3 separate regions of the Homo sapiens genome follow, and all the other regions are linked to region 3. The links are chromatin loops, found by intact Hi-C in ENCODE. Cell type or tissue: GM12878. All regions are shown on one strand. Each heading gives the region's core, and the rest is flanking DNA. Links, peaks and the distances in the headings are about the cores only.

What was found. A loop is a pair of places that touch in the nucleus more often than their neighbours do. Peaks named below come from ENCODE experiments on the same cell type or tissue, not always from the same donor. Only the 100,000 strongest peaks of a DNase experiment are listed, where the experiment ranks them.
Region 1: it touches region 3 in a loop (5-fold over the local background); 2 of 110 quality-filtered maps call a loop at or near these places.
Region 2: it touches region 3 in a loop (5-fold over the local background); 2 of 110 quality-filtered maps call a loop at or near these places.

Annotation. Positions count from the first base shown.
Region 1 is chr15:54,342,507-54,353,981 of GRCh38, forward strand. The region is part of intron 17 of UNC13C (unc-13 homolog C); the gene reads left to right. Among named protein-coding and RNA genes, the nearest start is that of UNC13C, 370 kb to the left of the region's middle. In GM12878, for the core only: no CTCF peak of the experiment used is centred there; a DNase peak (open chromatin) is centred at 5,185.
Region 2 is chr15:54,077,134-54,088,608 of GRCh38, forward strand. The region is part of intron 2 of UNC13C (unc-13 homolog C); the gene reads left to right. Among named protein-coding and RNA genes, the nearest start is that of UNC13C, 100 kb to the left of the region's middle. In GM12878, for the core only: a CTCF peak has its summit at 5,921 (motif pointing right); no DNase peak of the experiment used is centred there.
Region 3 is chr15:54,284,185-54,295,659 of GRCh38, forward strand. It overlaps UNC13C (unc-13 homolog C), which reads left to right. Exons shown (of 33, transcript NM_001080534.3): 11 at 9,711-9,880. Among named protein-coding and RNA genes, the nearest start is that of UNC13C, 310 kb to the left of the region's middle. RefSeq lists an enhancer at 2,790-2,959. In GM12878, for the core only: no CTCF peak of the experiment used is centred there; a DNase peak (open chromatin) is centred at 5,747.

The DNA.
Region 1 (11,475 bases), core at 1,931-9,930, 58 kb after region 3:
TCTATGATTGCTCCACTGCATTCCAGCCTTGGTGACACAGCAAGACCCTATCTCTATTTAAAAAAAAAAAATGTGTCTATCACCTGTCCTTTCAGGAAGAGTGCACTTGGTCCACTAGATATTAAAAATTGTGTAATTATCCATGAAACATTCTGTTTACTTGGGAGAGGCAAATTCTAGAAAGCAATGTTAGATGAAGGCAAGTAAGACTCTTCCAAACTGGATTTTTAGCTAGGTTTCATATAGTATATTTCTGGGGTCACTGTTTTTTGTTTTTGTTTTTGTTTTTTTTGTTTTGCTTTATAAGAAAACAAATTAAGCTGAGTTTGGCATTGCATAAGCAAAACAATATATAACCACATACTTGTTCATAACTTTAGCTTATCAACTCTGTTAGATATGCTTAGTTTTAAAACTTGGTCCTCCAGGATTTCTAGGAGCTAAATTGGTGCTCACTTGTACTTTCCCATGAGTAGTTTTCTAATGACTTTTCTTTGTCTAATCTCTACTTTCCATCTTCCTCCCATAGGGCTCTTTCAATTCTTTTACATTTTTCAACATCATTATCTTTATTTTACCTAAAGGCTAAGATTGAAACTTTTTATTGTACCATGTAATTACCCATGCATAACTTTTTTTTTTTTTTTGACAGAGTTTTGCTCTGTCACCCAGACTGGAGCGCAGTGGCGCAATCTCGGCTCACTGCAAACTCCGCCTCTTGGGTTCAAGTGATTCTCCTGCCTCAGCCTCCTGAGTAGCTGGGATTACAGAGGCCCACCACCACGCCTGGCTTATTTTGTATTTTTAGTAGAGACAGGGTTTCACCACGTTAGCCAGGCTGGGCTCGAACTCCTGACCTCAGGGGATCCACCTGCCTCAGCCTCCCAAAGTGCTGCGATTACAGGCGTGAGCCACCGCGCCTGGCCCCATGCATAACTTTATAATCAATCTTACCAGACTTTACCAGGTTCAGTTTCCTACTCCTCACACTCCTGAACCAAACTGCTCTGCTCTCATGAGCCCTAAATTTTATAATTTCCATGAATCAGCCATCCTTTTTCACATCCTTGCATTTATGCATCCTGTTCTATATGCCTGAAGAAATTCTCCCTCCTTCCCTGCTTTCATCAAAATCCAGCTCAAATATGATCTTTGTCAAAGAAAAAATTATTCATTACACCCATTAAAGAATGGTAAGGCAGACTATTCAAAGAGTACTATTACAATAGTTACACAGGAAGGCTACCCCAATAGGATTTTATAGTAGAAAAGAGAAATTGGGCTCAACTATGAATACCACAAGGAAAAGTGGGAATTTATAGCCAAGGAGCTGAGTTAAGGGGAGGGGCTTACTGGATAGAAATTACTAAGAGTTAACATTTGGGGTAAGGGGGGGTCCTGGCTAACAGATCTGATGGGATTCTTGCTGAAGGCAGACCAGGGTGATCAAATATCACCAGAAGCATTGTAGAGGAAGGAAACCTGATCAGATACCAAAGTGTGATCATATATCAAAAATGAAAAATTCTGGCTAAACTGAGAAGATTCTTGCTAAATTGGACAATGCAGAAACTAACATGGAAGTTCGAAAGTTGGGGCCTGGTTAAAAAGAGAGCTCAGAAGAGTTTGATCAAAGTTTGGTCAAAGAGAGAATCTTTATCATTTCCTCATCTACTAATTAATACTCAGTGGATTAATTAAGCTGCCAAAGTGAAGTGGCATACCTTACTTGATGTCTTTCTAATACATAAATAATAACAACAACAATGATAAACGAACAGTTTATTTCTGTAAGAGAGCTTCGTAGGTAGTTCCCATAAAGCAAACGTGCCCCTAACAAAAAGTAAATGAATTATGTCACATCAAAATAATCTAATATAGCTTAATATTTTATGACTTGGCTTTCAGAAAAGATAATTATATAATTTTCTTACTGGTTTTATTTTTAGGTAGATAGATCTTAGATTTTATGCGAAATTTTGTCAATGTAGGGAATGCTTGGGGCTAAGCTTTAAATCTTGGAAAAATACTTTTTCATCAACATTGTTATTATTTGAAATTCTAAAGGAAGCATCCATTGGAGCTGAATTATTTAGGGGGTTAATGCTCTCTCGAGCCCTTTTGAAGCCATCTAGGAATACTTCATATGATTAAGGCTTATCTCCCCTCAGTTGGCTGCAACTCCATGCTCCTAAGAGCTCAAGTTAAGACCTTTTTGTCTTATAGCATACGTCTCACCTGTCTTCAAATTCTAATTATTTAGTTCAAAATTAAATACCTTCATTTCAAAATATATCCAGAATCAGACCACTTTTCACCAGATCCATGCTTCTACCCTGGCTCAAAACCATAATCATTGTTCACTTGGATTACTACATAACTTCCTAAGAGAGCTCAATGTGTCTACCCCATCATCTTATGTCTGTTCTCAACAGAGCAGCCAGAATTATTTTTTAAAAAAGGAAGTCAGATTATATCACTCTTCTGCATAGAATGTTTTAAGGCCCTTCATTTAAGTTAAATTCAAAGTCCTACAAAACTCCACATGATCTGGCCTATGTTACGCTTCTCACCCCTCTTACTCTAATGCTGTCCCCTTGCACATGTCACCATGTGACTGGAGAGCCAATGAAGAGTTGATGTGCAGGGAAGTAATGTGAGCAATGCTTTACCCCTGCTTTTTATGACAGAGACAGAACTTAGGACAGTGCCGAGTAGGTGTTCACAAAAGCATTTGTTTAATGAACTGAATACATAAATAAACTGATTTTTCTCCAGTAATACAGTAAGAAATTATAGGTATATTTCACCTATTATAAACAAGATTGAATGAAGTGCCCTATTCTGTGGTAGACTCTCAGTGCTTGCCTAAAGCCTCTTGCACTTACTCTGGGTCATGTGGCAGGATCCCAGATGAAGAGATATGGGAAAAGTAAATGAAGGCCACTTCTAGTCCCAACCCATAAAAACATCTTGTCACCTGCAGTGCAATAACCTGGAAGGATACATATTGCAGATGGCATAGCTACCAGGTGGTGAAGGGCTGCCTAGTCAGCCTCGGACTTTGGGTGTTTAAGAAATAACCTTTTATTGCATTAACTCACGGATATTTGGATATTTATTTGTTACCATAGCACAATCTGGCTTATTTTGACTAATAGAACTTCAGTTACTTTTCCAACCTGCCACCCCACTATATATTTAAAATATATCCATGTTTACGTGACTATCCTATTTATAACTCTGGACCAGCTCCCCATTTACTCAGAGGATGAAGTCCAGACTCTCCCATTATCCACAGTGCCTCTAAGGTCTAAGCCTTGATTATCACTCCTGACTTCAACATCATCTCCACATTGCATTCCATGATTCAGTACATTAAACTCCATGGTGACTTTGCCTGCCTTATATTTACCTGCCTGGAGCGGGCATCCCTTCTCCAAACTTCCCTCCAAACAGCTAACCGCAGCTCAGCTAACTTTTTCTTCAGAAAGCCTTTATACCTCTTCTAGCTGGATTTGGTGTTTCGGTTCTCTATTCTCATAATACCCTGACATGTCACCACCACTGCACTTATCACGGTGAATTTATCAGGTGCATCATGTGATATCAGTTAGACCTGTCTTCCCGGCTAAACCGTGAGTTTCATCTTTGTATTCCCAGTGCCTGGTGGTATACCTGACTCTGAGTAGGGTTGATAAACGAAGTAATTATCTAATAAAAATAACATTTAAAGAAAAAGGCAGTGCCTTAGTTACTTATTTGTAGTATCCTTCAGTGACTCTACATTAAAACCTATGGTAAGGAACATAATCTCTGATATTAAAACCCCTGAGTTCAAATTACAGCTCTACTTTTCAGCATTGTGGACTTTGTTAAGCTATTTAGCCTCTTCATGTCTGGTTTCTTCATCATATTCATGCTACTTCTGTTTTCTTTGAATCTTCTCCAGATAATATGATGCCTTGCCTGAAACAAGAAATTAAGAATTCCAGCACTATTAGACACAGTACAGTCTGATTATTTAAATGTGGAATCATACTTTCTCCCTCCAGAGGGATTTTGAAGAACCATATAAAAATAAAATGCTTAGAATAAGAAAGGAAAATCGATTTGATAGAAAAGTAGAGACAGCTGCAGTTAGAACAAGATAGAAGTGTGGTCTCCGGAGGCTGGCTCTGCACTCGGTAGGTGGTATTTTCCTTGGCTGAATTGCCAGGCTCCGCATCTGCACTTCAGTTTAGCTTAGGAACTCCAATGTGTCAGTGTAGACAGAGGTCACTGGACTCACAGAGAGGTACACAAAAGATCAATCTATAAACTGGATAGATATCTATCCAGCAGATACCTAATCAGCCCTATTATATGCCAGGCACTGGTGTAGGCTCTTAGGACATATCAGAGAACAAACGATAGTTTCTTTAAAATAAAAAATAAAATTTCAAACAGATTGAAAGTGTTTTAGTTTATACTCTCCCAGGTGAACATCTATGTGAAAATAAAACCTGTAATCCGAAGGTTATTTTAGGAACCTGGAACAAGAGCAGGATGAATTAGCTGGATAATATTAATAGTGATTATTGCTAGCATGAACACATCCATTTTAATAAAATCTACATAAAGAGACCCCCTAATTGTGGAATGAGGAGGATAGATAAGACTTTCTTTTTAAATGTGTTTTAAAAGAATTATGCTGAGCTAATGTCAGCATTAACTCAGTTCCGTGGAAACCACTCAGCGAAAGAACTTTTCTGTTGAACAATGAAAACCTTTATTAACTGATTTTACAGTCTCCCTCCACACCTACCCTGAGATCAAAACTTGTTTACACAGAGATCATCCACAAGAAGATGTCAAAAACCAATAAAACCTTTCTGCCTAAGATTCTGCTATTTTAAATTTATATATTTTGGTAAATTTTAAGTTGTTTATTGAATGACTACCTAAGAAAATTGTATTAAGATATGCCTTAACTAAAACACATGTACACTTTTAGTTCTGAAGCACACTTAGGGACTTTTTAAAATCTTATTTTGAATCTGATTAGAAGGTTTGTAACTAAAAACAGGAACAAACGAAAGTTCTTGACATTCATGTGATGATTTCTTTTGAAAATCATTTCTCCAAATGACTGTGTTTTGCTATAAGGCAGCATGAGTGATACAGATAGATGAATGCAGAGGAAAATGTGCTACCTACAAGTGGGAGTTGTATGTAAAATCAGTAGAAACATATTTCTCTCTTTATTGACTTTTGGATACATACACACACACATGCACATATATGCTTAGTCTCTTTGTTTCCCTCCCAAGTCAAATTCTCTCACTTCTTATCTCAAAGGAAATCTCTGTTATGAATTTCTTATTAGCTTTGATGAACATAGTTTCATCTTTGTGTACATTTATTACATATATCTATTATTTGTGATACAGTCTTTATCTCTATCAACCTGTGATATAATACATTTTAGAAATAGGTAATACAGTATTATTGTTGTATATACTAATTCTAGAACCAGATTGTCTAAATGTAATGATTCTTCTATAATTTTTAAAGCTCAATATTAATTTTTGAGAGCTATCTATGCTGATTCATGTATGTACAGTTTGTTGATTTTTACAACTGCCTACAGCATGTACAGCAATTTACACATCAATTCCGATTTTTCACAATTACAGATAAGGCTGCAATGAATATCTTTGTAGTAGGTGTGTAAAAAATTCGGTATGGTCTCTTAAAGGAGAAGGGAATATCCTCCTTTCCTCTACTTTTTCCCTTCCGCTAGACAGAATGTGGACCTGATTTTGAGCCATCTTGTACCATGTGGACAGAAGCACCCTTTACTTTTCACATGCATTAAAATACCTTTTGTCTGATACCCATGGTAACATTGAGTTTAGTGAAAACAGAAACTCTATTTATCTTAATATTGAATTTGTAGCATATAACACTGTGCAGAGATCAATTAATGCTTACTAAATGAAAATTCTATCAAAAAACATCTCTTTGTATTAGACGGAATGTGATATGTATACCACAATTTTGGCCACGTTATCCTCTGAAAATTCTTTGAGAGAGAAAATATCACCGTAGAATAGTCTAAAGGGGCAACTTACCTGAATTTAAATGTGGAAAATTTCAGAACGTCCATGCTTGTTTTGTGGATGTATCTTTCTCAGTTATTTTAACCCAAAAAGTTGATTTAGCAATTTGTCTTTTTCCCTTTCTTTTGGTTTTGCTCTAGCCAATTTCTAAATAATTCAGCAATGAAAGAAAAGTTAAAATGTGCCCTGAAATGTACATGTAGAAAAATATCCAATTCTGTAACTCTTAATTTGAAACATGATTTAAATAGTAATCATTACAAAACTGGCTATAATATGTCCCTGACTTTTCTTAGATATTTTTCCAGCAATGTACTTTCTTATGTAATCATTGGCATTAGTTAGGGAATGATGTTTATTCTGAAAGATAGGTGTTTTTTACCACCTTATGTGCTCCTTGTCTTAGTTCTAAATCTGAGTAAATATAAGCATAACTTAGAGTTAATATGTTTATAATTTGATATATACAAATATATCAAATTATAATTTATAAAATATTTATATTTTATAAATATATAAAATATCATTTGATATTATATAAAATGTATAGAATAAATGTTATGAAAAGAAAATTTCTTTTTAAATGCCAGCTTCATGACTAGTATATAAAATTTTACTTGTAACAAGAAATTGTTCAAAATGAGTAGTATATTGCCATGTCTTATGTATTTTAAAGAAGAAAAATATATGAAAATTCAGAGCCTGAAAAATGACTAGCCAGTTATGCTTCTATCACTATATGCTTTAATTTTCATAACAAGGTAAATAAAGTAAAAAATGAAACCATAATAAATTCTGAAAATATCAATAACATACATAGTATGTTGTATTAGTAAAACTAGTGAAATTTTGATTCTAAAACTGAATTATGACAATACATGAAAAAAATTATAACCTCACGTTGTTAATAAACATTGATGAGAAAAGTCTAAGTAAAATATTAAATATTAAAGAACATGACTTGGTCAAGTAATTTCATCTCATGAATGCAAAAATGGTTCAACAATACCAAAAAAAGATCAATTATAAATTTAATGGTGATATGGGACATTGGAACCTTCATGCACTTTCAGTTGGCAAGTAAGCCGGGAGCCAGTAATCTAACTCTGGGTACATATTTTCACAAAGTTCACCAAGGGCATGTTTACTAGGATATTCAATATAGCATTGTTTGTGAGACTGAGGAGATGGAGGCAACCCAGGTATCTTTCACAGAAAAATAGATCCATAAAATGTAGTGGGTACATATCATGGAATATTGTGGGGCACTTAGGAAAATGGGTTAGATGTCTACATAGTAACATGGATAAAAAGTAAAAACAGTGATAAGTGGAAAACAAGGGAAGAAACATAATGTTGTATATTAGCACAATAATATTTTCCTTTTTTTTTTTTGAGACGGAGTCTCACTGTGTCGCCCAGGCTGGAGTGAGTGCAGTGGCACGAACTGGGCTCACTGCAAGCTCCGCCTCCTGGCTTCACGCCAGTCTCCTGTCTCAGCCTCCCAAGTAACTGGGACTACAGGCGCCCGACACCACTCCCGGCTAATTTTTGTATTTTTAGTACTGACGGGGTTTCACCGTGTTAGCCAGGATGGTCTTGATCTCCTGACCTCGTGATCCGCCTGCCTCGGCCTCCCAAAGTGCTGGGATTACAGGCGTGAGACCCCACGCCTGGCCTATTTTTCTAAAATTTAGATAAATACACAAAACAATAATAAACATTTTACAAGACTGAAAAAAATAGGCAAACACCAAACTCAGTATGTGGTCTTATGTAAGTCAAAAGGACATGAAATTGTAGAATGGTAATTAGAAAGAAATAGAAAGATAAGGATGACGGATGGAATGAATCGGCAGGCAGACAGGAAACTTGCATGATCTAAATTCTTAAACAAGGTTCTAACCTCTCCTCCAACTCAAAGAAAAAAAGAGTAAGTCTAAAGGTCTGCAGTAAAATATGCTATATTTGTGGTATCTCTGGAGTCAATTACCTAAACTTTGTATAACTTTTCAATTGATATGAATTTAGCATCTAACAAGTATAAAACTCAGATTTAATGTTGACTCTTTCTGCCCCACGTGGCCATACACGAAATTGAAATGGCGACCTCTGAAATTGTGTCGTGTTATAGCCATAAAACTGCTGTAGTGGAGTCAAGAGGTATAATCAATATTGTGTCATGTGATTTTTATTTTAATGTGTTCCTTCTTCAGAAACTTTCATTCTTTAAAGATGGTTTTCCTTCACAAATGGTGATAGGAAAAAATGAATTCATCTACAATGTGCTTCTTTATATTATAATACTATCAAGTAAGTTGTTTGGAACATATAATATTTCACTGAAGACTATAGTTTGAGTTATTTCACTTAAAATTTTTCTATTTTTCACATTGTGACTTTGTATAATAGTTACCCAGGAAATTGATGAGTCTTGAATCTGTTAGTTTTAAAATATAGTTGTTGATTGGGATGGGACATTTTAGTAAGTCAAATTACTCCAAGCTCCTGAAAAGTCCAGTAAACATAATAAATTGGAAACATAATTTTTTTTTACAATTGTTTGACTCTAGTATTTCCCAAATTTCCTGCTGCTAAAGGGTTCTTGGCTACTTCAGAAAATACAGGATATCCAGTGAAGTGCGCAGGAATCTGTATTTTTTAACAAGTTAGTAGAATGATACGTGACATTAAGCAACTATTCCATTAAATAGAACTTTGTCACTATGGATTCTGATATTCTATTTACTTTTTAGTTTTTCTTTTTAGTAAGTATCTAGAGAAAAACTTGCACTGAAAATTAAACTGTGAAAAGAACTACAGTATGTAAAAAATCTGTTTAAGAACTGTTTTTGCCTAATAGTCTGTATTATTTCCCAAGGCTTGCGCTCCTCTTCCCCAGCTTCCCAGAAGTTACACAGTTCTTTATATAATTCCTTTTAAAGAGAAGAAAATGGTAGATGTTACTTGTATTACTGAATCCTTGGTAAAACAATACAGCAATTAAGATCAACACGGAGGCAGTATGGTGGAGTATATTATAAAACCCTCCAGTGTAGGAATTTTATCTCTCTTGCTCACCAATGCATTTTTTATATCCAACCTAACGCTTCACATATACTAGGCATTCCATAAATAGTGGATATAATAGTTGCCATTTTTATTTATAATACATGTGAATCAAAACCATAAGATTTTAATTTTAATTTTAGTTTTACAACTCAACTAATTATAACAAATTAACAAATCACTCAGTAGCCACTGTTTTCTCATCTCTAAAATAATGCAATATCTTTTGTCTCTACTTCAGAGGTAGTAGAACTCTGATTCTAAAATCAGGAGGTGTTTACACTTAGGGAAGCATCTAGTGAATTAGAAAGTAGTGTAGAAACATAAGTAATTAAAAGAGAGAAATATACAGAGATAGAATTAAAGTTAAAATATCATTTACTCAGTGATTTCATTGAAATCTTGGGGTGAAAGTTAAATATGAAATTTTAAAGCAAGAGGTCAGGAACTCTAATCCATCTAAAATTCTCTCTATATGGTTAAGTTTAATGCATTTTTAATTGCTATTTTCAGCCTTCCAGGAAATACTGATGTAGTTATTCTCATAGTTTTGATTTTGTTTATATATTGTGATTATACAAATATATAACACATATATACATTTATATAATTATATTTATATAATTAATATATATTTTATATAAATATAATTATATAAATGTATATATATATATAGAGAGAGAGAGAGTGAGTCAGGTTATCCTCTCTGAAGAATATTATTGGTCATAATTGTTTAATTCATCACCAGCAACAAAATCATGTGAATAAAATGGTGTTGCATTAATGAAATGGTATCTAATGTGCTGATTAGACATAGTCTCTTTTATTAAAAGTCTCATATTTTGTAGCATGTTTCTTCTAAAGTTCCTGATTCGTCAGAACAGTGTCAAACAGAAGGCATAAAACAAAAATACAGCAATTAATTATGCTAAATTCTAGAATATATATGTATTTTTGCTATCACTCATAAGTGGTGTCTATATATAATCTCTGATAGATGGCTAGCAAAGACAGACTAGATTGTAATAATCCAGTAATCCAATTTCCCCTTGCTCTCTCCAGAACAAGTTAATGGATAATGGAATCTCACCAGGAAATGAATTGGTCCCTTTCTTTATTTCCATGATGCGTTTTATTTTCCTTAAATATGCTATATGGCTCTCTATAGAGGTGTTCAATTTTGTTACCATTCCTTAAAATATCTTATTGAAAATGCAGTTTATGTATCCTGTTTTATTGATTTTTACAATTTTATCTATTGAAAAATTCTATCTTTGAGACGTTCTTCTTTGGCAATGGTGAAAATGGCCAAGAGGAAGCATTCAAAATTATGCAGGAAGATTAGTTTTGAGCTTTCTGTCTCATACAGGAAAAAGGATTTAAATGTAATTCATTTATTCACATATATACAATAAATAAAATTTGTTGACTTCTTGTTGTGTACCAAACACTAAGAATAAGAGAAATTTCAGTGAACAAGACAAACACAGTCAGTATCCTCATGGGACTCTAGCCAGAGAGGTAGACATTAAAAAAATTATTAGACCAATAACTGAAATAGTGTCAGATGCCAGGCAGGCAGGGAAAATATAATGCAGTATTAAAAGAAAAACCCATCCTAATCTGGGATGTAGGGAAGAGTAGAATTTAAAATAATATGGTTTCTGTTAGAAATACATCCAGACAGACTCTGCTGGAGGTGGTAATTCTGGAGATGTGTCCCTACAAAGACCAGGGAAATGTCACAATCAATCAATCAATCAATAAAACAAAACAAAACATTATCTTACTTTCATTTAAAATCCCAGTGTAGTAGTACCTAGAATTCTATAGACAGTTGTATTTTTCATCGCAGCGAAGAGGTACGGTAGAATCACTTTCGTTGGGCTTCTGCTAAAACTATCTTAGCTCTTTCATCTGTACTGTGCCTAAACCAATGGTCAATCATCTGGCCTCATTTACTTAACCTATCAGAAACATTTGTTATTGGCCACTCCATCCTTCCTAAAATACTTTATTTTCTAAATGTCTAATTGCTATTCTTACCAGCTTTCCTCTGACCTCACTGACTGCTCCCTTTTGAATTATTTGCCAAATGCCATCCTCTACCAGGCCTGTAAATGTTAGAACTCCTGGGGTTCTGTCCTTGGCTTTTACTCTAGCTACACCGCTTCACACACAAAACAGTCCCATAAAAACTTGGAGGACGCCAACCAATTGAAAAACAGAGTTGTCTCCAGGCCAGGATGAAGGAGGCAGACCCTTTTGCTTTGATTCTGGAAACAGCTCTTACAATTCCTAG
Region 2 (11,475 bases), core at 2,320-10,319, 210 kb before region 3:
GTATTTATGGGTCTCAAAAAACCTTGGAAGCAAAGGGAATGAGAAAAGGGAATAGGCCATTTCTTACTGAATATCTTGCTTGGAAAACTCTAAAAATGCATTCTTAATACAGATTATTAAACATGTTTCTTATGGTGCATTTTGATACATTTTCTTATTTGCAAATTGTATTTCTTCAGCAAGATTTTCATTCTTAAAACATCTATTTCTTTTTTATTTTTCCTTTTCTTTTCTTTTCTTTTCTTTTTTTTTTTTTTTTTTTTGAGACAGAGTCTCTCTCTGTCTCCCAGGCTGGAGTGCTTTGGCATGATCTTGGCTTACTGCAACCTCTGCCTCCCAGGTTCAAGGGATTCTCCTGCCTCAGCCTCCCGAGTAGCTGGGACTACAGGCATGCACCACCACGCTCAGCTAATTTTTGCATTTTTAGTATAGACTGCATGTTGCCCAGGCTGCTCTCAAACTCTTAGTCTCATGTGATCTGCCCACCTAGGCCTCCCAAAGTGCTGGGATTACAGGCATGAGCCACCATGCCCGGCCAACTACTTCTCAAATTGGCACAAATAGATGCTGTTTTATTAGTCCCATAACATCTAATTAAATTTAATAGCAATAATAAAAACCAGTTTGCTAAATTAGAAATTGCCAACTAAAAAAATAAGCCTGTGTAATTTTCTTTTCCTGTCACCTTTAAAAAAATTTTATTACAGATTTAGGGGGTACTTGTGCAGATTTGTTACGTGAGTATATTGCAAAATGCTGGGGTTTGGGCTTCTAGTGAACCCATTACCCAAATAGTAAACGTAGTACCTAATACGTAGTTTTTCAATCTCTTCTTCCCTCCCAGCCTCCCCTACATTGGAGTCCCCAGTGTCTATTATTTCCATGTTTATGTCCATGTGTACTCATTGTTTAGCTCCCACTTATTAGTGAGCACGTGGTATTTTTTGTTTCAGAATTATTTCACTTGATATAATAGCCTCCAGCTCCATCCATGTTGCTGTAAAATACATGATGAATGAAGCTGGAGGCTATACATGTGGTTTTATAGCTGTGTGGCATTCTATAGTGTGTATACATATCATATTTTCTTATCCATTCATCCATTGATGGACACGTAGGTTGATTCCATAACTTTGCTACTGTGAGTAGTGCTGCAATAACCATAAGAGTCCGGCTATATTTTTTTATAGAATGATTTATTTTCCTTTAGGTAGATACCTAGCATTAGGATTGTTTAATCGAATTTTAGTTCCACTTTTAGTTATTTGAGAAATCTCTATACTCTTGTTCATAGAAGATGAGCTAATTTACGTTTCTGCCAATAGTGTATAAGTGTTCCCTTTCTCTGCCTCTTTGCCAACAATTTTTTTTTAAATAACAGCCATTATGACTGGTGTGAGATGGGTTTTCATTGTAGTTTTTATTTGCATTTCTCTGATGATTAGTGATGTCGAGCATTTTCTCATATGTTTGTTGGCTGCTTGTATGGATTCTTTTGAGAATTGTCTGTTCATGTCCTTTGTCCACCTTTTAATGGAGTTGTTTTTTCTTTCTGATTTCCTTAAGTTTCTCATAAATTCTGGATGTTAGTCCTCTGTTGAGTGTGTAGTTTGCAAATACTTTCTCCTATTCTGTAGGCTGCTTCCTCTGTTAATTGTTTCTTTTGCTGTGCAGGAGCTCTTTAAGTTCCATTTGTCTATTTTTGTTTCTGTCGCATTTACTTTTGAAGTCTTAATTATAAATTTTTTGCCTAGGCCAATATCCAGAAGAGTTTCTCCTAGATTTTATTCTAGAATTTTTATAGTTTCAGGTCTTACATTTAAGTCCTTCACCCATCTTGAGTTAATTTTTGTATATGGCGAGAGATGGGGATCTATTTTTAGTCTTCTGCATGTGTCTAGCCAGTTTTCCCAGCACTATTTATTGAATACGGTGTTCCTCTCTCTTTGTCTATTTTTGTTGACTTTGTAGAAGATCAGTTGGTTATAGGTGTGTGACTTTATTTCTGTGTTCTCTATTCTGTTCCATTGATCTATGTGTGTATTTCTGTACTTGTACGATGTTCCTTTGGTTACCATAGCTTTGTAGTATAGTTTGAAGTCAGGTAAGGTCATACCTCTGGCTTTGTTCTTTTTTGCGTAGGATTACTTTGGCTATTCTGGCATATTTTAGTTCCATATTAATTTTAATCATTTTTTTCTAATCCTGTGAAAATTGATGTTGGTAATTTCATAGGAATTTCACTGAATTTTTAGTTTTTTTTATGGACAGTATAGTCATTTTAATGATGTGAATTCTTCCTATTCATAAGCATGGGATGTTTTTGCACTTGTTTGTATCACTTATGATTTCTTTCATCATTGTTTTATGGTTCTGGTAACGGTCTTTTACCTCTTGGTTAGATGTATTCCTGGGTATTTTATTTTTTTGTGTGTGGCTATTATAAATGGGATTGAGTTTTTCATTTGGTTCTCAGCTTGAGCACTATTGGTGTATGAAATGCAATTGATTTTTGTGCATTAATTTTGTATCCTGAAAACTGCTGAAGTTCTTTATCAGGTCTAGGAGTCTTTTAAAAGAATCATTAAGGCTTTCTAGTTATAGAATCATGTCATCAGTAAATAGAAATAATTTGATTTCCTCTTTTCCTATTTAGATGCTTTTTCTTTCTTTCTCTTGCTTAATTATTCTGGCTAGGACTTCCGGTACTATGCTGAATAGAAATGGTTAGAGTAGACATCCTTGTCTCGTTCCAGGTTTTAGGAGGAAGTCTTTCAACTTTTCCCCATTCAGTATAATGTTAGGTGTGGGCTTGTCATATATGGCTTTGATTATTTTGAGGTACTTCCTTCAAGGCCTGGTTTGTCGAGCGGTTTTTTTTTTTTTTTATCATAAAGTGATGTTGGATTTTATTGAATTCTGTTTTGGCATCGATTGAGAGGATCGTATAGTTTTTGTTCTTAGTTCTGTTTATGTAGTGAATTACACTTATTGATTTACATATGTTGAATCATCCTTGCATCCATGGAATAAAATCCACTTGATTGTGATGAACTGACTTTTTGATAAGCTTCTTGATTTGATTTGCTAGTATTTTGTTGAAGATTTTGGGGTCTACGTTCATCAAGGATACTGACCTATAGTTTTCTATTTTTGTTGTGTCATTGTCACATTTTGGTATCAGGATGATACTGGCTTCACAGAATGATTTAAGGAGGAATCTCTCTTTCTCAGTTTTTTGGAAACATTTCCGAAAGATTGGTATCAGCTCTTCTTTGTACATCTGGTAGAATGTGGCTATGAATCCATCTGATCTTGGGTTTTTTTTAGTTGGTAGATTTTTTATTACCGATTCATTTCTATAACTTGTTATTAGTCTGTTCAGGATTTCAATTTCTTACTGTTTTAATCTTGGGAAGTCATATGTTTCCAGGAATTTATCCATTTCCTCTTGGTTTCTATTTTGTACACATAGAAATGTTCATAGTAGTCTTTATGGATCTTTTGTATTTTTGTGGTGTCGGGTGTGATGACACCTTTATCAATTCTGATTGTGCTTATTTGAATCTTCTCTCTTTTTCTTGGTTAATCTAGATATTGATATGTCAGTTTTGTTTATCCTTTCAAATAACCAACTTTTTGTTTTGTTGATCCTTTGTTTGTTTTTTGGGGTCACAATTCCATTTAATCTTTGTTGTTTCTTTGCTTTTGCTAACTTTGCATTTGGTTAGTTTTTGTTTTTCTAGTTCCTTTAGGTGCAGCATTAGGTTGTTAATTTGAGAACTTTCTTTCTTTTTGGTGTAGGCATTTAGCGCTATAAAATTTCCTCTTAACACTGTTTTGTTGTATCTCCATTGGTTTTGGTATGTTGTGTGTCTATTTTTGTTTGTTTCAAAATTTTAAAAACTTCTGCCTTAATTTAGTTGCTTATTCAAAAGCCATTCAGGAGCAAGTTGTTTAGTTTCCATATATTTGTGTGGTTTTGAGAGTTCCTCTTGGTATTAATTTTTAAATTTTGTTTTGTGGTCTGATAATATGCTTGATATGATTTTGATTTTAGAACTTAGTGAGATTTGCCTTATGACCATTTTAGAGGTTGTTTCATGCACAGATGATAAAATGTATATTCTTTGGTATTGAATTGAATGTTCTGTAGATGCCTATTAAGTCCATTTGGACAAGAGTCCAATTTAAGTCCTGAGTTACTTTATTAGCTTATGCTTTGATTATCTTTCTAGTGCTGTCAGTGGAGTGTTGAAGCCCTTCACTATTATTGTATGGCTGTCTGCCTCTTTTCTTAGATACAGTAGTATTTGTTTGTGAATCTTGGTACTCTGATACTGGGTTTGTATATACTTAGGATAGTTAAATTTTCTTGTTGAATTGAATCCTTTATCATTATATAATACTCTTTTATTTATTTTTACTGTTGTTTTAAAGTATGTTTCATCAGATACAAGAATAGCAATCCCTGCTTTTTTTTTTCCTTCGCTTTCCATTTGCATGAGAGATCTTTCTTCATCTCTTTACTTTGAGTCTGTGGGTATCATTACACATAATATGGGACTCTTGAAGGCAACAGCAGGTTGAGTATTGTTTTTTAATCCAATTTTCCACTCTATGTCTTTTAAATAGAGCATTTAAGCTACTTACTTTCAAGGTTAATATTGATATGTGAGGTTTTGTTCCTCTCCTAGCATTGTTAGCTAGTTGCTTTGTACAATTGTGTAGCTGCTTTATGGGATCTGTGAACTTTGTACTTACCTGTCCTTTTACGGTAGCAAGTATCATCCTTTCATTTCCATGTTTAGAAATCCTTTGATCATTTCTTATAGGGCTGGTCTGGTGGTTATGAATTCCCTTAGCATTTGCTTGCCTGGGAAAAGTTTTATTTCTTTTTCACTTATGGAGTTTAGTTTGTCAGGATATAAAATGCATGAATGTCATTTATTTTCCTTTAAGAAGGCTAAAAGTAGGCCCCTAATTTCTTCTGGTTTAGAAGACCGCTGTTAGCCTAATGGGATTTCCTTTATAGGTAATTTTGCCCTTTACTCTATGCCTTCAAGTTGTTTTCATTAGCATTGACCTTGGATAGCCTGATGATCATATATCTTGGTGATGGTCATCTTGTATAGTATCTCGCAGGTGTTCTCTGAATTTCTTGTATCTGGGTCTTGAGCTCTAGCAATATTAGGGCAATTTTCCTGAACTATTCTTTCAAATATGTTTTCCAAGTTGCCTACTTTTTCTTCTTCTCTATCATAATGCCGATTAGTCATAGATTTGGTTGCTTTACATAGCCCCATGTTTCTTATGTGCTTTGTTCATTAATTTTTTTTAAATTTTGTCTGACTGGGTTGCTTTGTGTTCATTTCAACTTTCTCTTGGATCTCATTGAGTTTCCTTGCAATCTATACTTTAAATTCTTTATCTGTCATTTTAGACTTTTGACTCTGGTTGGGATCCATTGCCAGAGAGCTAATGTAATCTTTTGGAGTTGTCAAAACACTGTCTTTTTGTACTGCTGGAGTTCTCCTCTTGATTTCTACTCATCTTAAGGAACCGTCGCTTCTTATTTTTGAGTTTTCTATCATTTTGATGGGACTGTTTTTAATTTTTTATCTTTTCCCTTGAGGGTATGACTATGGTATATGTTGTGTATAATCATCCGGTTTTGTTTCTGGGTGCTTTTGTGGGGGCCAAGGCTCTGAATGGGTTCCTTGGTTGTGGATAGGTTCTGTGTGATAGCTTTCTAAGATGCTGCTTGTTGTAGGGATATATTGGACATATGAGCCCATACACCATCTCCTGCTGTGCTCCGGGTGTGGAGGTCTCAGGGAGCACATCTTGTGTACTAGCAGTAAGACCCTCCGGAAGATTTTTAATTTGGTGGTGCAATTCAGGCTGCATTCCAGTAGGTGGCAATGAAGAGTAAGAGCCGGCTCATTCTCAGCTCAGGGGGAAGTGCCCACCCTGATGGGGAGAGACTGTGTTGGGGTGTTCTAGGTCCCTGGGGTAGGGAGTGGGAGTGAAGCCTTGTCCTGAGCAGCCAGGAACACGATTCCCTTCCCTATCATGGCCCTGTTGCAGGGCTCAAAACCTCCAGTTCATTTAGACTTTGTTCTTTGGCTCCCAGCTGCAGTGTGGCTGTGGACCTTTGGATGTGGCTATGGCCCTCTGGCAGCGACCACCAAACTGGACTCAGGGCACAGCCTCTTCCCTCAGTCTGGAGCAGACAACTGTATGGCTTGTCTGGCCTCCGTTGTCAGGGTGCTGCTGCTCTGTGTAGGGAGAGGGAGTTGGGCCCCAACCTTCATGCAAGTCCAAGCAGCACAGGCTCACTTTCTGCGCCAAGAAAAAGCACTTTCTCCAAGTGTACATGTGTCAGCCCCCAGTGGGGAGAACCTCTGCTGTATCCACAATAGTAGATGGGGTGGGGGTCGGGAAATAACGCCCTCTCTATCCCTCTTCCCAGCTGCTGGGTGCTGCCCCTTCCAGAGATTGGTGATGCGCCTTCATTTCCTTTGTCCCAAAAAGAGCTTTGATGGGCTGCACTCCCTCCTCCCTTGGGGCAGCCTACACCAAGGGTTAGATCTCTAGGGACCCCACAGCTCCCCAGGGACTTGATTGCTGTGCTTGTGAAAGTCTGAGGGGATTATAAGGTATGTTTGCTGGGGATCTGCTGGTGCATCGTCTTGGGGGCAGAGATTTCCCAGGCAGGACAGTGGCCAATGATAGGTACATAACCAGTATGGTACTCACCATCTCAGTTTGGGTCTGAGTGGGATGGGGGAACCTCTGCGCGAACTCGCTACCTGGTCCTCTGTCCTCATGAAGTTTCCAAATCGCCACGGACAGTGTTGTCCAGGGCTGTGAGTGCAGGGGGTCTTCCCAACAGTTTGGCAGGCAGCAGATTGCCACAGAGGTGAGGGGAGCAGAGAGGACTCCCACTACCCTTTCTTCGGGGCTCCACGTTGCTCTGGGGTCGGTCTCAGCCAGACTCTTGCTACTTTCCTTTTCTGCACCCCAGCTGTCCTGGCTCTCTTCCCTCAGTTTTCTCTTGAGAGCCCGTCCATTCACAGTAACTGTGATCCACGTCCCCTTTTTTCTTCAGTTCTGTACTCTTTCTACTCTCTTTCTATTGGTCAGTTGGATTTAAGTTCCTCGTGTATAACGGAGTGGGTGGGTTGGATTCTAGCAAAGTTCATTTTTTGCAGTTGTGTTTTGTGAGTATATGAGTTGTCTTTATAACTCAGAAATAATGGTCGTGAAGACATATCTACCTTGTTTCCTTCTTAAATAAATTTCACTTATTTCTGGCTTTATAAATTCCCAGCCTTGTGTTTGAATTATTTTCCACGTAATTTTCAAAAGTCAGGGGTCCTGGGTCTGAATGTGTCCCCTTTATGGCCATTGCCATTTTTTGGTATGTATCCTTTAATGGGTCATTTCACTTCTTTGAGCTTTAGTTTTCTCGTTAGTAAATGAGAGCTATTAATATTTACTTTAGTTGTATATTATAAATATTCAATAAGAAAGTATACATAAAAACATGCAGAATATTCAGGTCATATGCTAAGGGATCCACAAATATTACTGCTAGTTGAGTGACTTGAAAAAAATTATCTTCTCTGTCAGAAGAAATACTCTCTTCTCATATAGATGAGATCCTAATGCCATTTGGTCACTCTTTTTTGTCACTATGAATCAGGGCCCCTCAGCCTCAAGATCACAATTGCAAGAATTAAGAAAAATGATCTTTATTTTGCATTCAAAAGTAGTGGTGTGTTTCAATAATAGTGTATTATGATTATTTATAAGTAGTTTTGATATGTGGCAGGTACATCCTTATTTTAGATAATGTATAAAAATTTATTTTTATAGAATAAATGGTTCAATTTGTCCAAATTATTATGATAAGAAGACTTCTGAATGTTAATTATGACTTCTGCTAACAGTATTGGTAGAAGAGTAATTTGGAATAACCCTCCTTATGGAGGGAGATTAGAAAATCTAGGTAAATAATTTACAGATATCAGAGAACTAAGAAGCTAGTAGAGAGTTATAGGGCTAAGATCCTAGAGGAGACAAAAATATACAAAGATATGCTCAAAATTTAGGGCTACTTTCTCCTGGTACATTTACCGATTCTAGAAGTGTCAGCCGGAAGTTTAGTTGCACTTTTGACAGGCCCTTAAAGCAAAAGATACAAAACATTAGAGTCCAGAGTCTTACAAAGAAGGATCCCAAGTAATCCCTATACTCAACCTTTTAGTTTGGGGTTCCTCAGAATTTGCTCCAGGCCAGACTTCTAAGAAGCTATAGCTTTCAGTCATCTCAGTCATTGAATTTGCATAAAGGAGACTCTGTATTGTCAGTGCCCAGAAGCCTAGTAGAAACAAATAAATATCTTCTCTTGAAGAAGATACACCAACCTTTGCCTCGAAGTATTTATACTTTTTTCCAATAAAATTTTATTTATTTATTTATTATTTATAGAGATAGGGTCTCCTTTGTCACCCAGGCTGTTCTCAAATCCCTGCCCTCAAGTGATCCTCTTGCCTTGGCCTCCCAAAGTGCCTTTTAAAAAATCTTACCACACAATAAAAGAAAACTAGGCACAAGACAAGGGTCGGGGTGCTGGCTGATGCTTCATGACATTTGTGGGGGTGTGATCAATTTTAAGCTCTGTATTTTATTTTGTGCAATGCACTTTTCTGTCTGCGTATTTAAAAATGTTTAAAAAAACAAACAATTATGAAACGATTGTTGGAGCACCCTGGAGACATGTTTGGCCCCTCCTTTTATTTTAGTTGACATGTAATATACATATTTATGTGATACAGAGTGATATTTCAATACATGTGTACATGTGGAATGATCAAATTTGGATCATCTGGGTATTTATCACCTCAAACATAGCATGTCTTTGTGTTGTAAACACTCACAATCCTCTCTTTTAGCTTTTTGAGGATATACAATAAGTTAGTTAACCATATTCACCTTATAGTGCTGCAGAACATCAGACACATTTGGTCTATCTAGCTGTAACAGTGTGTCTGTTAACCAGTCTCTCCTCCTCCCTATACTTCTCAGCCTCTAATGCACACACTTCTATTCTCTATTTCCGTGTAGCCACTCCTATATTTTGCATTCCAGTTTTAAGAGACTCGGAGTGGAGAAAGATATGGGAATACTATAGGACATTCAAAAAAGTTTTTTTTCCTTTGCAAAAGGGATTTATTTCTAAGATCTCAGAAATTATGTTCCTTATCTCCTTAAGAGTCACATGGCATAACCAAAAATTTTTCAGCAAAATGATAAAATTGAGGCTGCTCAGTCTCTCAAAATAAAATGTTCATCAGAAGGCTTAGAAAGTAGGCAGGTTTGATACTCCTTTAACAAAGGAAGAACATAAATCCCTTCTCATTTGTGTTTGTTTTGTAATCTTAAGATGAAAGTTCAAAAGAGGGAGAGTGAAATGGCGAAAAACAGGAATTATAAATCTGTTGAAATGCAGCAATGTGCTACCATGGAAATTGTCTTATTTGTTTGTAACATTACCATTTATTTCACATGTACTATGTGTTGCTTATTTTCTTTCTTTTTTTTTTTTTTTTTTGAGATGGACTCTCACAGTCGCCCAGGCTGGAGTGCAGTGGCGAGATCTCAGCTCACTGCAGCCTCCGCCCTCCAAGTTCAATGGATTCTCCTGCCTCAGCCTCCAGAGAAGCTGGGATTACGGGCACCTGCCACTGACCCAGCTAATTTTTTGTATTTTTAGTAGAGACGGGGTTTCACCATCTTGGTCAGGCTGGTCTTGAACTCCTGACCTCATGATCCACCCACCTCAGCCTCCCAAAGTGCTGGGATTACAGACGTGAGCCACTGCACCTGGCCTTTTGCTTATTTTCCACCTCAGTACTTGTCAGTTACTGGAAGCACTATTTTCCTGTCTTCTAGCACTGGACATTGAACATACATGATTTAGATGTGTCATTCACCTCCTGTGATGTATTTTTCTTATTGTTTTCACTTGAAGCATTATTTTCAAATAATTTCCACTCTAGAAAGTAGAGTGCAGTTTTTTTAAAAAAAATAAATCAAAGAGTCTTAAAATTTAGAGAGCCCTTGGAAATCACTAGTTCATCATCAGTACAGGTATACTTTCTATCATATCAGTGGCAGATGGATTTCTAGCCTGTACTTAAACACTACTGGCATCAGGGAGCCCATTATCTGACAGGACAGCTCTGCATTTTTGCAAAACCTAACTACTGAGAAAGTTCTTTTCTGCATGAGGTTCAAATGTGGAACCCTGTATATTTCACTCATCTTTACCCACTTCTATCTTTATTATGATGTGATTATTTTTATTTCAATTTTCTCAGTAATCAGCATCTGCTAATTAGCATATGCATTGCCAAAGATTCCCTCATGTCCACAGATGGGCATATTACAGGCTTAAATTAGTGTGATGTGGGTGACTACCACAGGTAGATCTCCTATGCCAAAACTACTCCAGTTACCACTGAGAGGGGCCTAGAGAACAGTTGCTTTAGGCAGAGCCTTGTCTATGATGCAAAAGAGGATTGTTACTGATTAGCTCTTGTAACTACGAAGCTGGATTAAATATAGCTTTCTGTATTATGTTCTTCAAGCTCATTTTCAACAGTTACCAAAGTTTTTGTCTGTGCCAGAGACTTTCCTGATTGAGGAAATTATCAATAATTTCCACTTCTAACCAATTCTGGTTAACTTGGATATTGGGAGAAAAGGCACTTTAAGGCAACTTTTGCTATTGTTTAGAACAAAACTAGTCAACATGTAGACCAAAATGGAAAGAATGTAATTTTACTTACATTTGTCTGTTCTTATTGAAATGCCTACAAGTAACACCTATATAGCCTACAAATCCTGAATATTATATATATATATATCTTGATTTTAAAATGCCTTAAAATTCCTATTAAAATTGCCTCCTATATTTTTTGTATCAACTGAATAGTCCCTCTTTTTTCCTAATACATTGGCAAAAATGTAGAAGCAGCCATGGGCTTCCTTTTCCTTTTTTTTTTTTTTTTTTTTTTTTTTACCCCCTCATCCAATCAGCCAGTTCATCTCCTTTCATGGCCGTAATTTGTCAGGATTCAGGCCCCATGGATCACTCCCCCGACATCCTTGTGTATCCTCTTCCAGTTTGAGGCAAGTCAGTCTTGGCCTCTTAGGAAAAGTTGGGCAGAGAGGGGACATGCTATTTGGACCATGAAGGGAGAGAAATGTTTTTAATCCACATCGGTGACAATGTGATTATAGATGCACTTCCAGACAAGAGATGCTTTACATCGGATGGCGGTTCTGCTGATCCATAGGACATTTCATTGTTTTTCACCAAGTCATTATTGTTATTGTTGTTGGTACTTTTGAAATCAGAGGTTGATTACAGACAGGTTTATCTACTTCTGGACTGTAGCT
Region 3 (11,475 bases), core at 2,251-10,250:
AATTTCCTTATTAAAATATCAAATAAATATCAAACATACATCCAAAGTGGATCTTGTTTCTTCAAACAAATAGTTTAATTTCTGCTACAATAATTATGCCACTAATTCAAACAAGTATATTTGTAATATCTAATGAGGAATTAAAAAGAGAGTATAATTACTCCTACCTGTGATGTTTCTCTTATTTATTATGCAAACGATTTTGAATACCTACTTGCTGCAGGCACTAGAGCTTGGAACAAACAAAAAACTCCCAGGACACTTTCACACAGGGATGAATCTTTATGTGGGTTTTGAAAGACAGGTAAGTGTTCACCAGAGGAGTAGGGAAAAGACATCCTTAATGAGGAAAAACATGAATACAGGGTTTGAGCTGGGAAAATACAAGGTGAACCAAAGAAATGGTGAATAGAAATCACCACGAGCACATGTGCACACTTGTGCACACACACACACACACACTTCTAATTTCTTGAGAGAATAATCTGATCTGCCTGTTCGCTGATATCTCTCTTCTTAAGTGGTCTCTCTTTTCGTAGCAAAATGAACACGGGGTATTTTCCTAAACAATTTTTTATGTTTATTATTTTAATAATTATATTTTACATTATAATTTTGATAGTATTTTAAAAACTTAGTATTCACTTACTGTTATTATTCAACTGTTTTAATGTTATTTATTAGTCATCAAAACAGCTGTTAAAACAAGTTTATTCTGCAACTTTATCTGCGGAGAAATTATTAGATATAAACATATAATACAAGACTTTGAAAGATTTATAATCTAATTGTGGGTTCTAGAAGGTGGTTCAGGGAAATTAATGTAGTTTATAAGGTCATATTTTGCCCTTTGTTTCTATGATCTGTTAAAACATAAGTGCTTTCTTCAGTCAACCCTTAAAAGCCAGTGCATGAACTCCTCTTTTCCTTTTCCAAAAGTCATGCTAATAATATAATTCCTTTCTTGTTCTTATTTTCATTGTTTCCTATGTTATTGACTTCTGAAATGGATTTACAGTGCCTTAATACTACAAAGAAAAACTATGAGAGAATTTAAAGTGTTGAGGACTCTTTTTTTTTTTAAACTCCAATACTCCAATAACTAAATTGCTCCTGTTAAATGTAGGTGAGAAAAGTTTCTCTGCATCAACACTGGGTTTTGAAGTCAGAGTTTGTCCATCTACTATAATAGAATTTGAAGATAATAGTGTTAGGGATCTTCATGCAATAACAAGTGAGATACCGATATTGCAATAGAAGTGGGTTACATAATTCATGATCAATCACTAATAGGAAATGTGAAAGTTGAGTGTCTTATAGTATTTCCATTTGCTGGGTCAGAGTTTAAGGAATTAAGCTGTAACTAGAGAATTTAATTACTGTTTGAAAGGCTGCCGTGGCTGCTTTGCCTCGAGATGGCTCTGGCAGGAGGTTTCTGCTGATGATTTTCTCAACTGATGCCCTGCCTTCCAGGCCGAGCTAGAATGAGATCATTCATAATTACTAGAAGATATTTGAAACTACATTTTTTATTGTAACAGAAAAAATATAAATAATAAAATAACATTTTTCACAAATTCTATCACCTATATTTTGATATTTTGATATATACGCTTATAGCTTATTTTAATGAATATATATTTTTATATACGTATATATTTATTAATCATGTATATTCAGTAGTTACTTATTTTATTTATTTATTTTTTTTAAGACAGAGTCTCGTTCTGTCACCCAGGCTGGAGTGCAGTGGTGTTATCTCAGTTCAATGCAACCTCCGCCTCCCCAGTTCAAGCGATTCTCCTGCCTTAGCCTCCTGAGTAGCTGGAGTTGCAGGTGTCTGCCACCATGCCAGGCTAATTTGTTTTGTATTCTAAGTAGAGACAGGGTTTCACCATTTTGGCCAGGCTGGTCTCGAACTCCTGACCTCAAGTGATCTGTCCACTTCAGCCTCCCAAAGTGCTAGGATTACAGGCGTGAGCCACTCTGCCTGGTCCATTATTTATTTTATCAGTATATCTTTTAATAAAAGCTGGTACAATACTATTTTAAATATTACAGGATCTTTTTACAATTAAAATATGTAGCTAGAAATTTTAGATATTCTTAACAAACGTGATTTCTAATGGTGACAGCACTTACTATTGAGATTTTTCTGGTATAGTTGCAGTGTGAAGTATATTTTAGTTGCTTCATTAGATCTAGCCCAACTATAAGTGCAGTTTTCAATATTTAACAGCTCTCTTCTACTATACTACTTCAGCAATGCTGTTGTATTCCGAGATGGTTACTTGGGCAGGAATTTGTTTTTTTCCATTGAAGTCAGGCAATCAGGCTTTACTGACTATGAAAGCCATGAGCGTTTCTCTAGGTAGAGCGATCCATCTCATGATGGGTTAAACTCTGATAACTTGGCCAAAAAAATTTTGCTTTAATGATAGGAAATATCTATTTAGACCATATCTAGGAGACTCTATATCTGAAAATATTTGCAAAGGTGGAATAAGCAATTATAAGGAAATTAGTCATTTTGATGACTGCCAAAAGGAAATTGGCCAAATAAGTGATTGGCTCTGCAGAGCACAGCACCTGTAAATTAGAAACTAAAATCAAAACAAAACACAGACACACATACAATAATACTGAGGCCAGAAAAGGAGTATATTTTTCTTTAATTTTGAATGGAATAAAAGACCTTATTCCCATGGAAACAAAACCAGCTCTCTCTTTAACAATGAAAACATTTAAAATTAGAAATATGAATCACTCTTTAAGAAGAGAATTATTTTTAATTAAAGGAAAACTGCAAAACAAATAACTTGGCTCTAGCAGTACTTTATTTATCAAGTTTGTGCAGTAAAAATTCTTAATTTCTGTTGATAAAAGAAAAGCCAAATTCACAAACTGGTAAACCCTAAACCCGGGGTCTTGGTTAAAAAATTATTCAGTTCAGAAATGGTTTAGTGAGACTATGCATTCTCCCACTATTACACATGATAGATTTTTTTCCTCTTGTATGTGAGGATATTTCTCTTGCTGTCAAATTGTTTACTACAAGAGCCTACCATTTCCCAGCTAAAATGCAAACCTGTATATTTTCATAAAAGTCAAGGTTTGTGAAACACATTTTAAATAGCTAAGGAATACCATAGAACACAGCAAGTATAAAAACTAATAAGAGTTCTTAAACTTATTTAAATTTATTTCAGATATAATCAAACAAAATGAACTTACTATGTTTTTTATTCTTTTCCTACTTGATCCAATCAGAATTGCATTAATCTCACATTAAGCCACAGCTTTATCAAAGAAGACATTCATTTATTTCATTCAACAAGAAGTTCAGATATAAGTATGGTAACTCAATTATCCCTTCAAAGAACAAAGCTTATTTTATCTTCCTATTTTAACATTTTTAGTGAAGCCTGTTCTACATCCATGTTTCAGGGTAGTAAAGGGAGAAAAAAGAGGAGACAGCATCAGAATACTATTGCTCATATCTCTTTGGAAGAACTTTGTCTAATGTCCATCTCTAGTTGCAGGAGAGGTTGGGAAATTGCATAAAACTAAAAAAGGGAAGGAGGGGAGTGGTTTGAAAGATTGTTGTATGAGTGTACTTATAGCATCTGCCACCAACAACCTCTTTAGCTTCTCAGCATGTATATATGACTTTTCTACATGTATGTTTACTTTAAATGAAGTGAATTCATTCTCTTCCTTTCAATGTAGGTAATCTAAAAATTATATTCAGTTACTGCATTTAGCTTGAAGTCCAGGATCTTTCTGTAGTCTCTTCACAAGCTTCAGGTTTGGTTCTTTGTAGATCCTGGGACACAAATTAAACACTATGTATCTTTGTCCAACACTCCCAATGTATTGTGGAGAGAAAAGAAAATAGGATGACAGCAATTTAAAATTTCTGATTTAGTAAGACAGGAAATGGAAAATACATAGTCTTTGTATGTAGCAACCATAGAGTCCTGCTGGACAGGTATATTCAGGACTTCCTGGTCCTAGCAACAGAAGTAGTTTCTGGGTTAGTCAATCTTGTATGACCTGCTACTTTCTAGATGAATTTCGTTTATCAGTTTCCCTCTACTAGTTTGAGTCTACATATGGGTAAACCTTCTTTGCTCATTTTATCAGTGCCTACACTCAAGGGTGAGTACTGTGAAAGGTGAAAGTAAATTAAAAAGGGCTCCAAAAGAATGAAAAGTCATTCCATTATCTGCAATATCCATAAATGAGGACCATCCCAGGAAATCCAGGCATGTGGTCTTCCTAGCTGGGGAGATGCTCTACTTGGAGTCTTTTTTTTTTTCTTTTAATTGCTGTGAGTGCAGGGACCCAGGAATTACTTTAAGCACAGCTGTAGCCAGCCAAATGTGAGACACATTGGCTAAAGTCCATCTCTAGTTGCAGGGGAGGTTGGGAAATTGCATAAAACTAAAAAAGGGAAGGAGAGGAGTGGTTTGAAAGGTTGTTGTATGAGTGTACTTATAGCGTCTGCCACCAACAACCTCTTTAGCTTCTCAGCATGTATATATGACTTTTGGGCAGTACTGTTTCCTGGAGAATTTACTAGGCTTCCAGGAGACGGGCTCTAAGACAATTTTATGAGCAAGTAACCACGTAAGCCTGGACAATTTTGTCTCTTATCTCTTGGCTCCTCTGTTCTGATCAATTCATCTCCCTTAACCTAATGGCTGCAGCCTCAGTTCCTGAAAAATAATATGCCAGGGTGAGAATGCAACACCTTTAATTTGGTTTTTGCCACTAAGCTACCATTCATTTTGACTCGAAGACCTCTTAAAGGATGGTGCTGGAAAAGCCCTAGGGCAACAATTTTATCTATTTCTGAAGTTGCACTTAGAAGCCTCTGCTTGTACAGGTACCTTTTTGTGTTCAGAATCAGCTGGCTTTTCTCAACCCTGCAGAGTTCCAAATTATGATATTCTCAGTCAATTTATATTGCAGGACACTAGCACATGACCCTCTTTTGAACATGGCTGCTCTCCTTTGCATCTCTACCTATAAACTGTCTACATTCAGTTTGAATGTATCTCTGTGTATGGTAGTATATTCTTGAAAGGGGGAAACATTTGATAATCACTTGCCAACATTCTGAATTTTATTTCCCACCATTCCCACTAATAAAAAAGCTTCAGGTGGCATGGTGGTCAAAGTTTATAGTGAGCAAGATTTGACCAGCTGTTTTGCAATTGCGTATCAAAATGTATCGGCTTTCTAGCCCGAGGTGATTAAATCTTCACTCTCTGTGCCAGCATCTCCTCCACAGAGTCAGTTCTATGTTTTTAGACTCTGTTACTTGCCACTCCCTTCATGCTTTAAAAATTATTATGTTAGTGAGTATTCTTAGTTGCAAACAACACAGTCCACTTTGGTTAGTTTAGGCTGAGAGATTATTTGTAGACTACTAGGTCACTCAAGAATGACTGTAGAGGTTAAAGTACTAGCTTCTGAAGCTACTGTGTGGGAACTGGGTCAAATTATGTGGTGACATTTCTTTGGGGAAAACACCGATCAATACTTTTGCCCCTCGGGACTAAATAGTACTGTGAAACCCTGTATCACAGTACTACATAGCATCCACTGTTGGGGGAAAAAAAAAGCAGTTCCCATGATATGGGCACTGTACACTGTACCACTTTGAGTTTACACCTTGCTTGAATGCAGGGTAAATACCTGGAACATAGCTACAAAGGAATCCAGGAGTGTGAGTTATCTAACTTCAGTCTTCAGAAGATGAGCAATACAAGGAGGGATCTAGTCAAAATGAAAGCAGAATGCTCGAGAGGCTGGGCATCCATACATATGCTTCTCCACCACAGAATCATAAACTGAAATCTCCAGTTTCAAACCCATCACAACACCCTTACGTAATCTTCAACATTTGAAACAGCAGCCTCACTCTTACCTTTGCTCTGTGAAGTAAAACTGTACGTTTCTGACAGTTTAAATGTGAAACATAATGACAAACTTAATATTCCTCAAAAAAAGCTGTTTGGAAGAGAAAAAATGTAAGAGCTGGCCAGTCTTTACGGGGAAAAAGTAGAACCAATGTTAGTTGCGACAAATATTAGTAATGTGACAGGTTAATAAGAAATAATTAGGGTTCAGGGCCTAGAGAAATGCTCTGTGCTATTGTTGCAACTCTTCTGTAAATCTAAAATTATTCTAAAATAAAGTTCATTTAATTAAAAAAATGAAAAAAACAGTCAACCAGAAATGCACAGAGACTCAAACTCCCAAGACAAATTGCAAGTACACTTATACAAGGAACATCAGTGGTCATTTATAGTTGTCCTTCATCTATTGGTATCCCATTTATTTTGAACAGAAATTTGGAAAGAAAGATAATATTGTCTCTCCCTCCTTTTTCTATATCATGTATATGTATTATGTAGAAAGACACATGCATATGTGTGTATGTTTACCCATATAGTTACTACTATTTTGTATGGATTGCTATTTGTATGCATATTTAACCACTTAATACACCTTTACCTTGCTTTTATAGCAAAAACTAGAAGCTCAAAAAAATTTGCCTCAAAATGAGATGGATATTTTTTCTTGTGAAGGAATAGATTCTAGAAATGTTTACCAATCTTTATTATCTAGAGCTTGCTATTTATTGTGCCTGCTATTTGCAGGTAAAAAATGCATTAGAACTCTGTCTTCCAGGGCTTACATAAACTCTGATGATTTATTTATCAAAAAATGACAAAAAGGGACATCTTTCTGCATTTGCAATGTATTGAGAGTTAAGTTTAAGATGATAACTGTATCTTTTGCTACTCTAAAATGCCTTCTATCTTTTTCTAAGATAAGAATGAAATAAACTAGTAGTTGTGTCTTTGTTTCTACTTAGACTTTTCTTCTTTTTGATAGCAAAGAACTTAGAATGTTAGCCACTTTTAATATAAATTTTGGGTAAATTACCAAAAGTGTTATCATCCAAATATGCTTGCTACAATAATTTCAGGTGTGGGTTCATAGTTATCTTGGGAATTCTGAGTCAATGGGAGACAGCTGTGCTCTTACTATTCCAACTGCTCTCCATGGTTGATAGTGAGCTTTGTTAGCTGCTCCAGACACAATGTCATGGATTAATTCTTCCTTTCTCCCCACAATTTCTACCTCATTTTACTAATAAAATAGCTCAAACTTAGATATTTTTATGAATATATTTCTAAGAATGACAAAATTATTTTTTCTTCAAATGTAAAAGGGATTTTATTTTGGTGAAACTTTACAGACTTTAGTGAATATTTGTTGAAAGATACATGCCAGAAATTGTCAATAATAGATATATTAAACATAGGCTCTAACTTCAAAAAGAACGTGGAACTTGTGGAATAATGGCGTCTTATAGCTAATATGGATGAAACATTGCCTGGCACTGTGCTAACTGCTATAAGGTATTATCTACCATTTCCCACAAGAATTTTCTAAGACAAGTGTTATTACCCCATGTTATTTATAGATAAAGTAACTGAGATTTATAGAAGTTAAGTTAGGTAGACATAGTAGTTCTCAACCCTGTCAGACCCAGTGAATCACTTTTATGTAAAATAATTCATAATGACCTATTTTATGCTGAAACAAAGTAACGCATGACTTAACCTATCTATAGATGTAATTTGAAAAATCAGTATAATGTTCCAACTTAAAATGAAGGAGAACTAAAAGTATTCTAATATGTATTTTAACGTGTAAGGGCTTGGATACAACTACCCTAGAATACATAGTAGACACTGGCTTTCACTGTTGATAGAATTAAGATGAATGTGACCATTTCAAATGCACACTGATACAAATACTATAAATACTACAGTTCAAATATTATAGTTCAAATACTTTGTGTAGTTTCGACACAGGTGATGTAATTTTTCAAAATGGAAAGGAAGCCTTGGTGAAGTTCTTAACAGCAACAACAAAACCTTCTTTGATTAGTGATTGACATGCTAGTTCCTTTCCAGGACATTTCAGTGTCTAGTAAATCATGCAAAAGACATGGTGTTTCTACCTAAAAGAATTACATCCTGAGCTAAGGTAATCATCAATGAGTTAAGAAATTTCCTTAATGCCTGATGGGTCATTTTAAATCATGCACACTGTCCTGTACATGGTGGGGTATCTAAATCTCTAGCCTATTCCACTGAATGCCAGTAACGTCCGTGAATGTTCGTGAAAACCAAAAATGTCCCAGAAATTAGTAAAATGCTCTGTGTTGAAAACTCCTATGTTAAGTAGAAACAGTGGTGCTACAATTCGTATATAGGCCCATCAGATTCAAATATTATTCTTGTATGTGCTGTATTATTTTGCCTTATAAGTTAATGAAAGAGACATTATACTCAGGAATTCTCAAATACTTTTTGCACCATGAACCTGTTGGGAAGTCTAGTGAAAACCATAGATGTCTTTTCAAAATGTACTTTTTCATATAAAAATAAAATTCATAGAATTAAATCAATTATATTGAAACACAGTTTTAGTTTAATGATAGGTACAAATAATATTTTAAGGTTCATAACACTTAGAATGTTATATGTAAGTATCTGTGGTTGTATTGATGACAAAAATGCTGCTGTGGTTTGTTGCCTATATTCATAATTGAAAATATAAAGATGATCTCTTCCTCTCTCTATATATTATAAAATATGTTTTATACATATATCTATATTAATTATAGATAATATATAGATTATATATAGAGATAGATATCTATATCTATCTATATAGATTATATAGATAATGCATATATAATATGTATATTCTCCTTATATGTGTGTGTGTATATACATATATAATATATGTATTTTAATCCAAGTTCAAGAATGCTCAGAACTCATCCATGAACCCTGAGATAAAGCACCTGTGCTAGAGGAAATCATGTACAGGATACACAGAAAGCAAAGAGTTGATTGCAACTAAATGGTTCAATAAGTTGCAGGAAAAGTGATATACATCAGTTTACTTGCAGATTCCTAAAGATTGATTGGTTAACAGGCAAAGAAGCCTAGGGAAGAGTGTATACAAAAACCACAGTGTCAGAAAAGACCATAATATGTGTAGGCAATACTAAGTAGCTTGCCTCAACAAAAGAGGGTGAAGAAAACCTGGAAATTAACGATGGACTAGAATGCACAGTTTGTTCTTTAAATCAGAAGGATTTTGCTCTAATTCTACTTGATTTAATAATATCTTATGTGCTTACTGGGATTTTTAGTTTTTCAAGTCCTTCAGAAAACTATTATTGTCATTTTGTAGTCTGTGAAGTCCACATTCTCAACACCCATTGCAATAAAATTAGCTTTATTTTTATGGTGAAGAATTTTCCAAGCATGGATATTTTTATCAAGATAACTATTGTCAATAGGAAATATGGCATAAGTGAAAATATCACAAGCAAAGATTTCTTACCCATATTTGATTATATCTAAATCAGTTAAAGGAAATAGGATGGAATGGGATTTGATTTTCCCTTATTAACATTATTTAGCTTTTCTTCAGTATAGTTGCATTATGTGCCTGCAACATCCCATGGATAGATGAAATGGGTTATCTCATTTATTATGTAGTATATTATGCCTTTCTAGAATAGATAGAAAATAAAGTACTAACATCAAATGGAATTTAGAGCAGTTTTCAATTGTTGTTAACTTATCCACATTTATTTTCAGTGAGTGTCATAACTCCACAGATCGAATCAAAGTCAGAGTATGGGATGAAGATGATGATATTAAATCCAGAGTCAAGCAACATTTCAAAAAGGAGTCAGATGATTTTCTGGGACAAACAATTGTAGAAGTGAGGACCTTGAGTGGAGAAATGGATGTCTGGTACAACTTAGGTGATTTTTTTTTTTATCTACTTGAAAACGAGTTAAATAAAACCCCTGAATACCTGTGGCATGTATTACATTCCCATATAAGTAAAAATAACCAATGCCTTTCCAGGACATTCTGTTGAACTTTAGATGATTCATTTCATTGACAAGAAAAGGCTATTCTTTTTTCAATACTGTTGAAAGACTTTGGTAAATTTGAGGTGAAAGGAGAAATCCCTTTCCAAGAACTACCTAGATGTCTTTTAGAGAAAAATGTTATTGCATTCTTAATTTTTAATGTATGAAATACAGCTTCACAAACCCTTGCCAAATACATGCGAAACAAATAACCTATTATTTAATGCTATTTGACTTATTTCCTTCTTGTCCATTAATGAAATTTTGGCAATGAAGGAAAAATGTATTTTGAATTGCTTTCAAATGACGGTATAACAGTAGGCTTTAGTTGACAAAGTCAAGTAAACATGTGAACTCATGCAGACTCTCTTGATGAAGATACTGAGAAGGTGATTAATTGGAATGATTTAAAAAATTATTATGGAACCAGAAATTAAATAAGGTAAGTTTTAATTTAACTTTTACTAGAATAAAATAATAACATAGAATTTTCTGTGGTGATTTAATAGTAGTAAAATATATGGGTCACCTCAGTTTCTGCAAAGGCACGATCTGAAGATGTCTTAATCATATCCTATAAAGTGTTTTAATTAAACTTTTGAGGGCTGGCTGGATATGAATTAAAGAGTTGACACATTCCTTGGGTTACAAAGAGTTACCACTTAGGATACCAACATATGTTAACAAATTAAAAAGTGCTTTTGACTTTAAAAAAATCTGCATACTTTTAGTAATGAAATAATTGACAAATGGAGGTCACATTGAATTCACAAAACTCTAGATTATAGAATAATTCAATGAAAGAGATATTTAATTTATCTGAACACAGATGATTCAAGTTAAACTAAGAACTAATTATTAAAACTATCTTAAGAAATCTTCCTTAAAGAAGATTTGTACTCTTATGTATTGGAGTAGAATTTTTACCTCTGCTATAATGAGCCACCCCCCAAAGCTTGTTTTAACTATTAAATGACTTCGTATATGAAAATAGAATTACTAACTGAGGGTAAATTTCAGGCCATTAACTCTGTGGAACATTCACAAATTATTTCTTTATGAAAGAGGTTTATCTTTATATGGACTTCTTTTCTGTAATACGTTAACATATTCTTGGGTCGAGGCAGTAAAGTTGTAATTCAGAACAGAAATTTCTCCAATGTATTCTTTTAACAAAACATATATGAGTACCTGGCACAGTGGCTCACACCTGTAATCCCAACATTTTGGGAGGTGGAGGAGGGAGGATTGCTTAAGGCCAGGAGTTTGAGTTCAGACTGGACAACATAGTGAGACCCATCTCTACCAAAAATTTAAAAAATATTAGCCAAGCATGGTGCCATGTGCCTGTAGTCCCAGCTACTCTGGAGGCTGAGGCAGGAGGATCACTCGAATCCAGGACACTGAGGCTGCAGTGGACTAAAAGATTATGCCACTGCATCCCAGCCTGGGTCACAGAGTGAGACCTTGTAAAAAAAAAA